3 separate regions of the Homo sapiens genome follow, and all the other regions are linked to region 2. Evidence: chromatin loops called from intact Hi-C (ENCODE). Cell type or tissue: Caco-2. All regions are shown on one strand. Each heading gives the region's core, and the rest is flanking DNA. Links, peaks and the distances in the headings are about the cores only.

Region 1 (5,000 bases), core at 1-5,000, 150 kb after region 2:
GGGCTATCAAAAAGATCATGGAGTGGGAGCTCTTGAATCTCAGAGCAAAATAAAGAGGGAGTGAAATATTGAAAGATCAGTATTTTGGTGAGGAGTTCAATTGGACAAAGTTTTCCCAATCAGAAGCAACGAGAGTGGAGAGTTTCCTATAAAAAAGAAAATGGTTCCAGTGTTCTGCCTGGGAGGTACTCCCCAGGGCAGACAAAAGGGAGAGCACTCGAGTCTCACTGGACAGTGGAATGAGGGCAAGGAGGAAATTTAGGGAGAAAACCTTTTCATTCATTTCAGGGAGAAAATAGGAGAATATGAAATTTCTGATAGTTCTCTGCAAATGGGCCAGGTTTAAAGGGGGTGGGTGTGAGAGAGAAAGAAGGGGAAGAAAAAAGACAAGGGAAGGAAAGGAAGGTTGTGAGGTTTCCAGCCACTGCACAGTGCAGAGCCAATGTCATCACCACTCTTGCTAGTCTCCCATCAGGGAGAGCCTCAGCATCCTAGACCTTCACAGTGTCAGATGAATCCCTCCCACCTTTGCAAGTCACAAATCAAGGTGAACTGTTTCCAGCCAGAGGAAGCTAAGGGTACTTTTGGCTGAAATGAGTACGACTGTAGGTGGCCCTCTGAGATAATCAGAGGAATAAAGTTGGAAGATGGGGAAAGAGAGGGGGAAGGGGAAAAAGAAAGAAAAAAAACTGAGAGACATAAAGAGCCCAAAGAACCTGGGCATGCAGCAGGACTCATCCCAGCCATTGTTCTTTGGGTTGATCAAGCCCGACTGCCTACCTCCTCAACCAGTCTAGCAGGTTTGTTGGAAACTACTCAGAATCTGATGTCAGCCAGTCTGAGGGGTTCTTAAAACCTAGCACAGAGGTGACTAGGACCTCTTACTCCAGAAATCCCTAAGCCAATCAAGAGGGAAAAGAAAATGAGGGGCAGGGCTCAGAAGGAGAACAAAAGTACCTTGGGCCAAGAGAGGACTCACTGGCTGTAGAAACACTGAAGCAAATATTTCAAGTGGCCACTTCATCTATCACAAGGTCACATTCTGGAGGTCTTGCTGGCTCTCTGGTGCTTCTCCTTAGGGAAATATCCTCACTTATGGGCTCCAGCAGAGTCACCAAGGCTGTTACTGCAGCCCGGACCCCACATTTATTGGTTCTTGCATAAGTAGAAATTAACACCAGGATAAACAGAAATTTTTCTCGGCCACGATTTAATAGATTTGTGAATCAAACATACAAGGAAGCAGCATATAGGAAAGGAATCCTGGTACTAGCTCCCCAAGGGGCTCAGTTCTCATCATTTTAAGGAAGGTGTTGTAGGAAAAGGAATGATGTACAAGCAATGTTTAGATGGGTTTTTTTATACACTTGCATAGTGGGGCATCATGCTCTAACATGTATCACATGACTAGAAAATGGGGGGATAAGCCTCATTGTCAGTGGAGATTTTAGTATTTCAATGAGATTATAATGAGGAAAAAGTCAATGGAGGGTCAGGATTGGAGTCCATCTTGTCTTCTGGCAGCTGCATATGCTGCCTAAGAAAACAAAAATGGTCCCAGGTTTATATTGGGAATGCTAGAGTCTTGCTTCAGCAACCTCAGAAGGCATCCATCCCTCAAAGAGATAAATGGTCAGATGCTTCCTTTTATGGTTAGCAATTCAGCCTGGTCAGCTAAGTTACGAGAGCCCTCCCCTACCTGTTACATGACTTGGGTCAGCTTGTTAAGGAAGGCAAAAGGCAGGAGAGGAATATGTCCAGATAACTAAGGCCCATTGGGACCCTGGTTACTGTGTCACTTGTCTGCTGGGACCAAGTCTCTTTTTTATACTATCTTCCACTGACTTGCATTCCAAGTACAATAGTTCTTTCAACAGAGCCAGTAGTCTTTTTCTTCTTGGATACTGCCATCTTCCTCTCTCCATAATGCTGAAATTTTGGTTACAGTGCCCTTAGAAAAAGATTCCCCCTCTCTTCTATCAATAGACAGATAACTTTCCTCCTCAAGTTCTTGCCTTGCCAATGCCTCCCTCTCGTCTTGATTTTCCAGTATTAGTTGGCCAACAGGGTCTGCTGCTTCCTCTCTGGGTCCAACTTGGCTGTTTTAGATATGGTTGCTTTTCAGAGGTCAAGCATCTCTGACTTGAAGAAGTGCACAGCTGAACAGATGGGTTTAAAAAAACTTGAGATTATTTCACTCTCCAGAATCTCCAAGTCATTTTATATGTTATTTCTAGGCCTTCCAAATACTACTATGCCTGGCATGAACCAAAACATTTCTTCCATGAAAATGACTGCCTTGTCAAGCTAAGTGCACATTCTGTCAATTGTCCAGCTTCATGCCAGCAGAGGGCAGGCAGGACAGATAATGTCCACAGACAATCTCTGATCCTCAGGTTACCTAATACATATGTTGATCCTGTACAGAATAACTCTGGGAATTGTATCAAGATTGTTAACCCTTGGCAAAAGGGTCTATTTGTCTTATCAAGGCATAAATTGATTAGCTGCCTAAAAGCTCTGGTACTTGTAGAATTTAGAAATTTTTTTGTATTAAGCTTTCTGGAAAGAATTGTTTTTCCAAGCCCATCTGATCCCCAGAATTTAAACCAATAATTTAACATCTTGACTAAGCATCAGAATCATACCTGCAGCTTATTAAAAATGCAGATGCATAATCCTCATTCCAGACTTACTAAAGAAATCACCTGAGTGTTGGGCCCGAGTATACCTGTAAAAGCTGTATACATTGTTTTGATATATAATCGGAATTGAGAATTCCAGATTTCCAACCCTGGGGAAATAAAAAGCATTGTTTAACCACTATTGGCTGCTTTGTGTTGTTGGCTTCAAAGAACTGTTTCAATAAATGTCAGTCTGAGGATCTTAACAAGATTTATTCAGTGTTAAGTACCGAAAATGATTTTCCTTATTGGTTAGCTTATTTATTTATTTATTTATTTTATTTATTTCTGTGGTGCTGCTGTTTGTTTTCAGTCTTTAAAATGGCGAAGAGTTGTTAAGTCATGCTGTAGTATATTTCCATTTGGCTCTGTTGTGTACATTAAAGCTCCCCTCAGATGGGTAGAAAGGATGATAAAACATATTTAGATAGCATCTCTGCACTCCTTGATAAAAACTGTAATTTTGGCTGCACTACTCAATGGGTGGTTGATCACCACACTTACAGGGCTCAATAAAAGCTCGAGGTTTAAGTAAGAGGCCTGAAATCTTGGAAGGGAAAGTTGTTCTGTTCCGGAAGATTGCATTGGACAGAGTCTCAGTGAAATCCTGCTCAGAGTATCCAAAACATGGAGACCATGCAACTGTTTTCAAGATGGTAAAGAAACTGACTTACTATAAAAATAATAACTTTGTGAAGAAATATAGGCAGGTATCTGAGAGAATGAGGGAAGGTAAATAGCTCTAAGGATGAGGCAACAAATTTATTAAAAGTCTGGGTTCTGGAAGGAGAGGTAGTTAGGAGTTTCCTGCGAAGGCTATGATTAGTCATTACCAACTAAAAATTACTGGGCCAGCTTTGCCAGCAGGCATTTGAAATTGTACATTCTATTCAGTATTGTAAAGATGGTTTAATGTAAGAACATCAATGCACATAATATACTATATCAATAGGGAAAGCCAGATTTATAAGACTTTAATAGTTTGCTAAAAGACATTTGCTAAAAGTAATTTACTATTTTTTAAAATATAACAAAAATAATAGTTTTCCACAATATAATAAAGAACAACTAAGATTATGTCAATCAGTGCTGACAAGAGTATACGATGAAACAGGCACTTTCATTAATTGTTTGTGTCAATGTAAACTGGTTCAAGAACTTTGAAAAATAATTGAATCTATATATTTCATGAGACAGATAAACTTTGACACATTAATTCAAATTTTGTCATTCTTTCTTAAAAAAAAAATCCAAAATGATGATAAAAGCTCCAAGCACAGAGATACTAATTTGAGAATTATTTATTAAAATAAAATTAGAAGTAACTATATGAGGGATATCCAAAATGTCTGAGTGTGCCTGCCTTAAGTTTAAACAAAATTTTTGCATGCATATCTTTTACATGTCCAGTTATTTATGTGTAAATTATACACATGTACTGATGTGTTAATATATTCTATTACATGATAATATATATTATATAGGCATACACACAAGAGAAATTGAAAAAGGATGAATTAAAATGTCATCAGTAATATTTTTTGGTTAGGACATAGTGATTGAGTATACCTTCTATTTTTGAAAATGTTGATTTAATATTATCTATTGCAGCAATTCCATGGTCTTCATTTAAGACCACTGTTTTTAATACTTTTTAAAAATCAAGCTTATTTTGACAAAATTTGCACAGTCAAATTCATTCTTTTAAAGAATACAGTTTAATGAGTTTTGACAAATGTATGTAGTTCTCTAACCACTACCACAATCAAGATAAAGAATATTTCCCTAACCTCAAGAAGTCTCCCTGTTCCTCTTTTCAATCAATTTCCTGCCCCTAACCCCAGCTCCTGGCAATTACTCAATTTCTCTCCCTATAATTTTTTCCCTTTGGTTTTCACAAATCTAACAAAAATAATGAAAAGAGTCTTCCTCCATATAATAAAGAGCAACTAAGATTATGCCAATCAGTGCTGATGAGAGCCAGAACTTTTCCTTTTCCGGAGAGTCTTATACATTGTAGCACTTTTGTATCTGGCTTCTTTCATGTTGCATAATGCTTTTGAGGTTTAAACATCCTGTTGAATTTATCGGTAGTTTATTACTGTTTTATTTATGGGTAGTATTTCTTATATAGATATACAACAATTCATTCATCAGTTGATGGATATTCTGGTTGTTTGCAGTTTTGGGCTATTATGAATATGACTGCTATAAAAAATTGTATACAGTCTCTGTGTGAATATATGTTTTAATTCTCTTGGGTAAATACCTAACAGTGATATTTCTGCTTATATGGTAAGTGCATGTTTTCTAAAG
Region 2 (6,262 bases), core at 568-5,567:
GTGTTAAGAAAATTAGGCCTTTTTGCAGACCTTTTGAGGTGATTATTTTTGTCCTACCTTGAGCCTCTGATATTACCGACTACTCTTACTTGAAGTTCTCTCTTCTTGTGCCTTTGGGACGACACATGGTTTTGATGCTCTTTTGATTTTCTTCCAATCACTACAATGCTTAGGTTCCTTCTGTGTCATTGTTTTTCTCTTTCTCCCACCAACTGGCATTGTAGGCATTGCCTAAGGCTCAGTCTTTGTTCTTTCCTTATTTCCTTTCATTCCTTTTTTTTTGAAAAGCACGGCTTTTCTCATAGTTTTAGTCGTCACTTTTATGTTGATCTCTATGTCATCCAAGCTTCAGTACTGCCCTCACCCTCCTGCTTTGAGCCTGGATGTCCAGCTCACTACTTAAAATGTCCGTGTAGTCAACACAAGGGACTTCAGGTCCAACGTACACAAAATTAAACACTTCATCATGCTTCTCAATGGCCTCTCCTTCCAATTTCCTGAGTTTTGTACTAATATTCTTTATTTTTGACTTTTCTTTCTTCTTTAATCTTTACAGGTAATCAGTCTCAATTTGTATGGTTTCTTTGGGTAGTGGAATGAAAAAAATGCAATTTGAAGTCAAAATGAACTGCAACTACTTCTGCCTTCTGGGTTTTTGTGTGAGTTTGGGAGGGAACTGTGGTGAGAATTGGCACTATATATTTCAGGGGGAATGTAAATATCTATACTGCTTCCTTTCATTTACAGAGGCTTTTGGGTATGAAAAGCAAGGCACAGCTGAAACTTTAGTCTCTGGTAGTTTGTTTATTTACAGAATGGTAACACTCAGAATTGATGAACTTTTTTTTTTTTTTTTTTGGACAGAGTTTTCCACTTGTTGCCCAGGCTGGAGTGCAATCGTGCAGTCTCGGCTCACTGCAATCTCTGCCTCCCAGGTTCAAGCAATGGTCCTGCTTCAGCTTCCTGAGTAGCCGGGATTACAGACACTTGCCACCATGCCAGGCTAATTTTTGTATTTTTAGTAGAGACTGGGTTTCACCATGTTGGCCAGGCTGGTCTCCAACTCCTGACCTCAAGTGATCCAGCCGCCTCGGCGTCCCAAAATGCTGGCATTACAGTCGTGAGCCCCGGCGCCCAGCCTGAACCTTGATTTTTAACAGATCTTATTAATGAATGTTCGGTTATGCAAATGCAAATCCAGAGCTGAGGAGTGGGTGGAAAACAGACATTTTCTATAAAATAAAGGGTAGGAATTAAGAAGTAATAGAGACTCAAGGGAGTAAGGGATTTAGGCAACAAAGTGGGAAGCTGGAGTCTCCAGAGAAAGTCTCCTAATGAAGAACCGTGGGTGTCAGGCTACTTAGAACTTGTCGGAGCATGGCTGTCTAATGTTTAGTTTAAATGGCTTACTTAGCAGCACTGTATAACATCATTACTTCAAACCTTTAGCAAAGTCTTTTTAATACAAAAATATTCAGTGTTGAGCTGGGTCTATATCTGAATTTCTTTTCTTTTTTTTTTTTTTCTTTTGAGACGGAGTCTCTCTCTGTTGCCCAGGCTGGAGTGCAGTGGCACAGTCTCGGCTCACTGCAAGCTACACCTCCCAGGTTCACGCCATTCTCCTGCCTCAGCCTCCTGAGCAGCTGGGACTACAGATGCCCGCCACCACTCCTGGCTTATTTTTGTATTTTTAGTAGAGACGGCATTTCACCGTATTAGCCAGGATGGTCTCGATCTCCTGACCTGGTGATCTGCCCACCTTGGCCTCCCAAAGTGCTGGGATTACAGATGTGAGCCACCATGCTGGGCCCTATATCTGAATTTCTATGAAGCAGAGACAAAAAGAAGCCACAGGGGTTTGAAGATGACGAAGAGATTTCACCCAAAATAGGGAGCCAAAAGTGACCACGTGGGCCCTTAGAAATGTACAGAAACTTCAGGAAAGATATTGAATTTCCTATATATTGAAGTAGCCTAAACCAATTTCATCTAAACCTCAAAGGACAAGGTGACTTTAGCTGCCATTTGGGTTACATTCTTTTCTTCTTTTTTGAGACAGAGTCTCACTCTGTTGCCCAGGCTGGAGTGCAATGGTGTAATCTCGGCTCACTGCAACCTCCGCCTCCCAGGTTCAAGTGATTCTCTTGCTTCAGCCCCTCCAGTAACTGGGATTACAGGCACCCACCACCATGCCTGGCTAATTTTTGTATTTTTAGTAGAGATGGGGTTTCGCCATGTTGGCCAGGCTGGTCTCAAACTCCTGACCTCAGGTGATCTGCCTACCTTGGCCTACCAAAGTGCTGGGATTACAGGCATGAGACACCATGCCCAGCCATGGGTTATATTCTTTTAACAGACTCTTAGAATCTGTCTGTTTCCACTTCCACCACCTCTAGCAAATGAGGTGACAGCCATTGCCTCCTGATGGGTCTCTTGGTCTCTGTTACTTCCACTTGTACATATCCATTCTTCTACCAATCTTCCATTTTGGTTTTAAGGATTCTAAGTCAGAAGTTCTTCTACCAGTTAGCTGTGTGACTCTTGCCATAACACAGGAAGATTGATAGTTAATTCTTGCTTTTCAATACTATGAATTTCTTTAAATGATGTTGGATCACAGAACAGTCACATACTGAAAGCTCTATATTTTGCTTAATTATAAACATGACTTTACTCTTTATCGCCAGCAGATGGGGCCAGGGAAAAGATTTCGCCAAGATTCCAAATGCTGACGTTTCTTTGAAGCAGCTGCTTTATCTCAGGTTCTTACACAATCCTCACAACAGCCCTATTAAGTAGAAATTATAACCTGTTTTACAATGGGAAAGTTGAGGCTGAGAAGGTTAAGTCATTTGACCAAGTCTGCATGAGTTAGTAAGTGGCAGAGCCAAGATTAGATCACAAATCTGACTCCAAACCCCATGCTCTTCCTATACTGTGTTTCCTCTCAGAAGAAAAGGAGAAGAAAAATGCTTATTTCAGCTATGTTCCCTAGATAGCAAAGCACTGAGCATTTTTGGAGATTGCAGGTGAATTGATGATTAAGCAAATTAATCATGAAAAAATGAAGTGTAAGGATTTTTAGCAGAGTTATATGAGCAGATCAGTGAAACGCAAAGTAGCAATAACCAGGGACTCTATGTTCTTGCCTTTCTTAATTCATGAAGTTATTGTAAGAACCAAAAGAGAAATGGACCCAAAAAAAGCACAACAAAAAGTATACTCTCCAAATATGGGGTTTAATGATTTTGGTTATTATTGTTTGCAAAATTATCCTTTGGATCCTATTTGTGCAGTGATTTATAATTGATTTTTTTACAGAATGTTGGCTTTTCCTGGGGAAGCGTTTACTAGCTCACTTCATAAACCTGACAGCTGCAGGCAGGTGCAATGCACAGCAGCAGCAGCAGCAGCAGTAGGTTTGCACTTCTGGGAACAGCTGGAAACTGGGAGGAGATTCTATCCAGATAGGTACTATGGAAATACAGATGGCAGAATCTGACAAGTTCTGGTGGAAGGTACATACACTTAGGCTTGAATTTTAGGCAGAATTTTTTGAGGTAATGACATTTTATAATAGTAGACAGGGAAGCAATCACCACTGAACTCCATCTCTGTCCAAATCCTGCAGTGTACAAATAATAGGTGTAATAAAGATTAGACAGCCTTGGGGAGAATTGGATATCGTGCAAATAGAAGCAGTTTGAAAGTAGTATTACTTTTCCTTTGCAAAAGCAGTATACGTCTATTTTTTAAAAGCAAGAAAATTTATATCGATCAAGTGAATGTCTCATTTTCCAATTTTCATCTTTCCCCACAATCCCTCTGCTAAAAGTTTGTCATGTATTTTTCTCTCATTTTAGCATATTTTCTCTCTTAAATATATGTATTTGCTCTCTTTCTCTCCAAATACACACACAATATGTATATGGATTATAAATGCATATATTTATGTATTATAGTTCATTTATTATATATAATGTGTATATGTATTTAAACAAAAATTGGACTCCTACTATAACTCTTCTGATTTTTGCTCCAGCCACTTACTCTATTGTGAGCATTTTTCTGCATTAGTATGTTCAACTGTACCTCATGGTAAAAGCAATTTCAAAAGCTAATTTAGAAATAGTGACAGAGAGAATATAAAGTAATACTTTGCAAGGGCTGCTGAAATAAAGAAGCAAAAGGAAATGAGTGGGAGAAATGGCAATGAATAAACAGAATGAGTTGGACAATTGTTTCTATCTCTTTATCTCTCTGCCTCTGTATGAAATACTCAGTTTTTTATTTACAAGGTGAAGTGCCTCAAGAATAAAAGTTTGATTCTCATAAATCTTTAGATGTAGTTGTTTTATGGTTAAAGAAATCTTTCATATAAATGGGCTTAGAGAACAAATAGAAAAAACACACAGGAAACTAAAAGCCAGCAGTTTCTTTTGCTGTGTAGGGCCTCTTGCTAGAACCAACCAATCCGTACAGACATCACTTTAGAAATGGGATTTATTTATGTTATTGCTATTATTTTGCTCACAGTTAAATGGAAAAGCATACTGTGAGTTTTGCTATATAAAAACAAACAACACTGCTGGAATGTATTTGACATATAGTGTTTCTGCACAAGAAAACTTGCAATGATAATTTTCTTAGAGGGAGGACTAATGCTCCCAGAGATATTCTGGATGGAGTTGAGTTTAGAATATATAAAAGGTCTAAGAACTAACATAATGTTAAAATAGTTCTTAAAAGAGGTTTCTATGTTCGCCAAGTGAAACAGCAAATTCAAATGCGTTTTCAGTTTCTACACCTGGAAATAACTCTAGAGATAAGATTAATGAGGTGTTGGAATTAACAGGGCAACATAAGCAGCACCATTGGCCCCTCTAAATAATAGCCTCCTTGATTTGAAGGGCAAGGCCAACTCTCACGTACTTGTTTGCCTTCCAGAAATCTCTTTTTATGGCACTTCCTTAATATTCAACAGAGCTCTCAAAAAGAGTTAGGGATCATGAAGAAATAAATGCATTCAGCTGAGTTTTCAGATAATCTATTGAACTAGTAGGGGGTGGAATATGATGGGGATGTGGGTTACAAACAAAAAACTAAGCCAGCAAACCAACAGGCAATCAAATCATCCCTGCCCAGAGAGCACTTATAATCTAGCTGTGGAGAGCAAGCTAGCAGAAGACTAATTTTTAAGTACAGAAGGCTATTCAACTCCTTGAAGACCAATATTAAGATTTGGGATTAGAGAATATTAAATTTTCATCTTTCTGGTGCTGAGTGTGGTGGATAGATTCTAAAGAGGCCCTTATGATCCTGCTCCTGCCTTCCACACCTTTATGTAGTCCTCCTCTCCTCCTCTTCCTCCAAGTGTAGAAGAAATCTGTGACTTCCTTCTAAGCATTAGAATATGACAAAGGAAATGAGATGTGTGGGATTATGCATATATGGTTATATTAAATAAGATCACAACTTCCAGGCTAGGTGTCCCTGGTGGCTCATGCCTGTAACCCCAGCACTTTGAGAGGTGAGGCAGGCAGATCACCCGAGGTCAGGAGTTCAAGACCAGCCTAGCCAACATGGTGAAACCCTGTCTCTACAAAAATACAAAAATTAAGGCCGGGCACGGTGACTCACGCCTGTAAACCCAGGACTTTGGGAGGCCGAGGCGGGTGGATCACGAGGTCAGGAGATTGAGACCATCCTGGCTAAAACGGTGAAACCCCGTCTCTACCAAAAATACAAAAAAATTAGCTGGGTGTGGTGGCACGCACCTGTAATCCCAGCTACTCGGGAGGCTGAGGCAGATGAATTGCTTGAACCTTGGAGGTGGAGGTTGCAGTGAGCCGAGATTGTGCCACTGCACTCAAGCCTGGGCAACAGAGCGAGACTCTGTCTCAAAACAAACAAACAAACAAACAGAAAACCACAAAAATTAGCTGGACATGATGGCAGGTGCCTGTAATCCTAGCTACTCAGGAGGCTGAGGCGAGAGAATCACTTGAACCCTGGAGGCGGAGTTTGCAGTGAGCTGAGATTGCGCCATTGCACTCCAGCCTGGGTGACAGAGCAAGACTCTGTCTCAAAAATAAAAAATAAAAATTAAAAATAAGGTCACAGCTTCCAATTTGTAAAGAGACCCTTTCTTCCATGCTGACTTTGAAGAAGCAAGCTTCCATGTTGCTTACATCCCTATGGACAGGGCCATGTGGCAAGGAACTGGGAACAGACTCCTACAAAGAAGAAACTGAACCCCTCA
Region 3 (5,000 bases), core at 1-5,000, 310 kb after region 2:
AATGTCATGGTGATATTGAAACAGAAATCAAATATTAAAAAATACACAAAAATAGGCTTGCTCTATTTAAGAAAACTATAAAATCATAGATCATGGTATTTACTAGTTTCATATGACATGCCTCAGAAGACATTACTCCAAATTATAGCTCCTTGGCATACTGAGCAGTTTAAGCTGAAGGAAATTGAGAAAAACCACAGAAGCATGAAGGTCACTCTCTGATATGCTTCTGCCCTTCTCCCCTGAAGGAGATGATAAGACCCTCATTACCACCTTTATCTCTGAAGACACAGGGATATAGACAAGAATCTGTAAACACAAGCGTGGCTAAGTCGCCCTCCCCAAGTTTATTACCATTAGTTAAAACTCCTGTCCTCCAATCATACTTCTGCATGACTGTCCATGAAAATACATAGATCTTCTCATAAAACAGGCCTGGCACGGTGGCTCACACCTGTAATCCCAGCAGTTTGGGAAGCTGAGGCAGGTGGATCACCTGGGGTCAGGAGTTAGAGACCAGCCTGATCAACATGGTGAAACTCCATCCCTACTAAAAATACAAAAATTAGCTGTGTATAGTGGAACGTGCCTGTAATCCCAGCTACTCGGGAGTCTGAGGCAGGAGAATCACTTGAACCTGGGTGTCAGCAGTTGCAGTGAGCTGAGATTGCGCCATTGCACTCCAGCCTTGGTGACAGAGCGAGACTCCGTCTCAGGAAAAAAACCAAACTTTTGTTAAATGCATTTGTATACTTTTGTTAATGTGTCTTTTGTTACCGGAGCCTCAGCTTGCAATCTTGCAATGGGTGAAGAAAAAATAACATTTTTTCTCCCCTATACTAGAATGCATGGCTTCATCAAGGCAGACACTTTTATTTGTTGGAAGCACCACTGTATCCTTGCCCAGAGCCTTCCTCTAGGACTGGTGGCTCGCTGTAAAGATAGAGAAAGTAAGGTAGAGGAGATCAGGTCAGCAAAACTGGTCTACGATGGCTGTGTTGCTGATGAGGTAAATTTGTCTCCTGTATCTTATTCCTGTAGGTTGTTACAATCAAATTCCTTCTGTGGGGGCCAAGGGGAAAGGTTCACTAAAAAACCAACTTGCAAAAGGCAGGTTAATAGGAGAAAAGGCACAAATATTTATTTGGCGTGTATACACGGGAGCCTTCAGAATGAAGATAGATACTGGGGAAAATTGTTCATTTTTCTGGTTGTATTCAACAAAATATGGATAGCTGTGTAGAAATATGATTGGACAAAAAGAGTATGATCTAATGTTAATAGACTGAGTGAGGAACCGGGCAAGTCCTCTTTCCAGATTCTTCTTGGTGTCTCTGAGCATGCATTCCTTCCTTCTGGGTGTCAGCATGACCCTGTCTGGAATGGGGGCATTATGACCTACAATCAAACAAGATAGGTCAGATAATTTCTTTATGGCCAGTTTTTACAGAGAATATTTTTAGGTTTTATTTCTGGCTTTTGAGAAAAGGGTTCTGGTTTTTATGACCCACTTTCAGGAAGAATGATTCTCGTTTCTATGGCTAGCCTCTGGGGAGAATGGGCCCGAGAGACGAGAGGACAGGAAAAGGTCAGAGAAGAACTTTTGCTTGTGAGACTGCTGCTGAGGCTTTCATTTTGGGGAATTGTTTTCTGATCCCTAACTCTTCACTGCACGTGATTGTAAATATTCCTTATCAGACCAGTACATGAACCAGAGATTTCTATGTTGGGATTGAGAGGGTAAGGTACTTTGAAAGAAAAAGCACAAACTTGGAGAAAGAAATCTGTTTCTAAATTTGCCCTCAGCCCTTTTCTGGAAATCACCAAAAATGAATCTCTAGATGAATGGTGTCCAATAGAATTTTTCTGACCATGAAAATGTTCTATAATATGTACTGCTCTGTAGCTGCATATTAGACTTAAACTGACGGATCACTTGAAATATAACTAATGTAACTGAGAAACTGAATTTTCAATTTTAGTTACGGTTAATTAATTTGAACTTAAATAGCCACATGTGGCTAGTGGCTACTGTGTAGGACAGCACAGATCTCCATCTATGTTACCTGAAGTGGTGTGTTTATTGCTGGGGTGGAGGACAGGGGGTCAGGACAGTAGAGTACTTTCTGCTAATTGGTGCCGGGGTCAAAGAGGGCTGGTGCTGGGTCACAACACAGTACATAGCTTTTTGGAATGGATATTCTTTCAAATAAGGAAGTTGTGTTTTCTTTTACAAGAAGAAAGCAAAATCAATCTTTCCCTTATCACATAGTGGCAGGTCATTATACAGAACCCAAAGGAGGCTATAACAAATCGAGGGTTCCCAGAAGTGCATTTAGTAAGAGAAAACAATGAAGGTTTGTGATGTTTCAGATGAAAAGGGAGTGTTTGGCTTTCTTTGTCAAAAATAGCACTTAGATTTGGAACCATACCTTTGACCTTCAGATCTGATAAGGAAGATAAGAGGAATTTATTGCTAAACCTCAGATCTGTCAAGTCAGGGTCAGATGAAACATTGCATTCCTCTCTGATAAAGAAAAAAGCATTTGCAGAAAAAAGGGCCAGCTCCATTAGACCACACATGGAGATGGAGATGGGAAGAATTTCAAGCAGCATGCTGAGAGGAAGATAGGAGACCAAGTAGGGGGAAAATGAGCAATAGTTGGTTTACGTTTGTGCAAAGGAAATAAGAAATAAAATTAAGATTTTTGTATTTTTGTTTAGAACATGTCCCCAGAAAATATGGTTTCTCATCAATCACGCTGTTTGGAGTGAACAGAAGTACCCCTTCTGAAGGGAAATTTGGCAGTAATTACTCAAGAACCATTCAAATATGTAAATTTTGACTGAGCAATTCAATTTTTAGAAGGATATCATAGGAAATAATCTTAACTATGCAATGATACAGCTAAAGTCAGCTGAAGCAGCAGTTATTGCAACATTAATTATGGACAAAAATAATAATTGAATGTCTATCAGCAGAAGGTTGTCTGGTTAAATTATATTACTTCTGTACAAAGGAACATTATGCAATCAGAAAACATGTTGGGAGAGGCCTTTAAACATGTAACAATTTAATATTATATGCATACATACTGTTTTTCTTCATCAGTATTTTAAAAATATTCTTCATTACATTTCAAATTTTCTTAAATAATCTTTTCAAGTATATTAGTTTTATAATTAAAAGTTATTTTTTTCAAAATGTTAATGATATTTTTGTTTTTTTTGCCATCCAGGTTTTTCTATTCTATGAACTCCTTGTCTTGGGCTGTCAAAAAGATCTATTTGAATCTGTAAACAAGTAGAGATTACAGTGTGCAAAAAGTAATCCTTTTTGGCACCTCTAGTAAGCTCTGCTTCTTGCAGATCTCGGAGGATCTTAAGCCATATAAGCCATCACTAAAAACCATAGTTAGTGTGTAAGCTGCTTTATCCACTTATGATTTTCTTTTGGCTCAGGAGATTTACATTCTGCCTATTCATCACATTTACTAAGTAGAGAGCTATTTCACAGCTACCATCCTACAATTACTCCCTGCTGATTGTTTCCTAATTCTCCTTGGAGAGGTCTGAGTCTCTAATTGGATGGCTAGAGGAAATTATCCTCAGAGGTCATGTCACTATTCTGGTCAGTGAAAATTTGCAATGGATTTTCCAGAAAGTATAAAGTCTGGGCAGTAGAGGCCCACTGCCTCTGTCTGTGCAATGCTATTTCTGAATACAAGGAATTTTGGCTTCTCAATTCTTTCGAACAGTACTAAAGTAACACTAAAAAGGGTGAGAAAGAGAGATAACAGTACTGGAAGAGGAAAAAGAAGAAGAAGAGGAAAAGAAAAGAAAAACAGTAAGAAAAAAACCCAACCTGTATTTCACATATAATGGTCATGGGAGACATTAGAAGTCTAGAGTCATCCTTATTTGTTTTGATTGCTCACGTTGAAAACCACAGCCAATTTTCCAATCTGCCACCTTCACTCTAACTGGGTTAAAGTAGTATGCATTAGGAAGCTTTTGCAGAAATGAAATTATTTTGCCAGGAATGATCGCAGAAAGAATGTTCTCATAACGAAAGGCCATGTTAGGTCTTTCTCATTTCTTTTGGGGAAGCCAAATCTCATGAAACAACAACACATATATTCCCAGGAGTGACAGGACATGCCTTTCCTATCAGTGTCATGTGGGACAGAATGTACACAAGTCGTGGGAATATCCAGAAAGCTGAGTCTACTGCAGGAATGCTGATAGCTTAGCTAGACTTCAACTCATACCAATATTACTGTGTAATTTGCAGACTGTAGATATTTTCTTAAGCAGATTTTATCAGACTAAAGGTACCACTTGACACCCACACTCAGGTTTTATAATACAGGCTCTCAGGTAACTTATACCTCTGCACGGCGCATATACCATATATATAAAATCACTTGCTCAATATCTGTCTTTCTCTTTATCATTATAAGCCTCCTGCTTTCAGGAACTATGCATTTTTTGTTCACTCTTGTATTCCTTGGGCCTGGTGCTGTGCCTAGGACAGAGTTGACACTCACATAAACTCTGCATATTGAATGAATGAAGGAGGAGTGTTTGAGGGAACCTGACAAAAGAAGACCTCACTAAAATGGCATAAAGGGCAGTGCTGATAAAATGTCATGTCCATCACAAAGTACTACAGGTCTATTTGCTGTCACTCTCCATTAACCTGAAAATAATACTAGTTACCATTTATTGAGTAGCTACTATATATTCCAAGGTCTTTGCATACATTAGGCCATTTAATTCTGAGAATGCTACAAGGTAGCAATTATTATTTCATTTTGTAGATTAAAAAACTGATGTGCAAAAAATTTACTTAAGATCACAGCTGCAGAGCACATAGTAGGCTCTTAACAATGACTTGTCAAAAAAGGAATGCAAGGGAAGAGGAATTTAACTAGTCATTTTAACCTAAAGCCTATTTTTTTTTTTACTCATTGTATCCCACACCTTCCCAGATAGGA

The links. A loop is a pair of places that touch in the nucleus more often than their neighbours do. Peaks named below come from ENCODE experiments on the same cell type or tissue, not always from the same donor. Only the 100,000 strongest peaks of a DNase experiment are listed, where the experiment ranks them.
Region 1: a loop joins it to region 2, with 8 times the contacts of the local background. A loop is called at or near these places in 5 of 110 quality-filtered maps.
Region 3: a loop joins it to region 2, with 7 times the contacts of the local background. A loop is called at or near these places in 2 of 110 quality-filtered maps.

Annotation. Positions count from the first base shown.
Region 1 is chr11:106,304,804-106,309,803 of GRCh38, forward strand. No RefSeq gene overlaps it. Among named protein-coding and RNA genes, the nearest start is that of LINC02719, 180 kb to the left of the region's middle. In Caco-2, for the core only: no CTCF peak of the experiment used is centred there; a DNase peak (open chromatin) is centred at 2,348.
Region 2 is chr11:106,153,698-106,159,959 of GRCh38, forward strand. No RefSeq gene overlaps it. Among named protein-coding and RNA genes, the nearest start is that of LINC02719, 25 kb to the left of the region's middle. In Caco-2, for the core only: a CTCF peak has its summit at 2,682 (motif pointing right); a DNase peak (open chromatin) is centred at 2,724.
Region 3 is chr11:106,459,918-106,464,917 of GRCh38, forward strand. No RefSeq gene overlaps it. Among named protein-coding and RNA genes, the nearest start is that of LINC02719, 330 kb to the left of the region's middle. RefSeq lists an enhancer at 1,619-2,818. In Caco-2, for the core only: no CTCF peak of the experiment used is centred there; DNase peaks (open chromatin) are centred at 2,134, 2,574 and 4,194.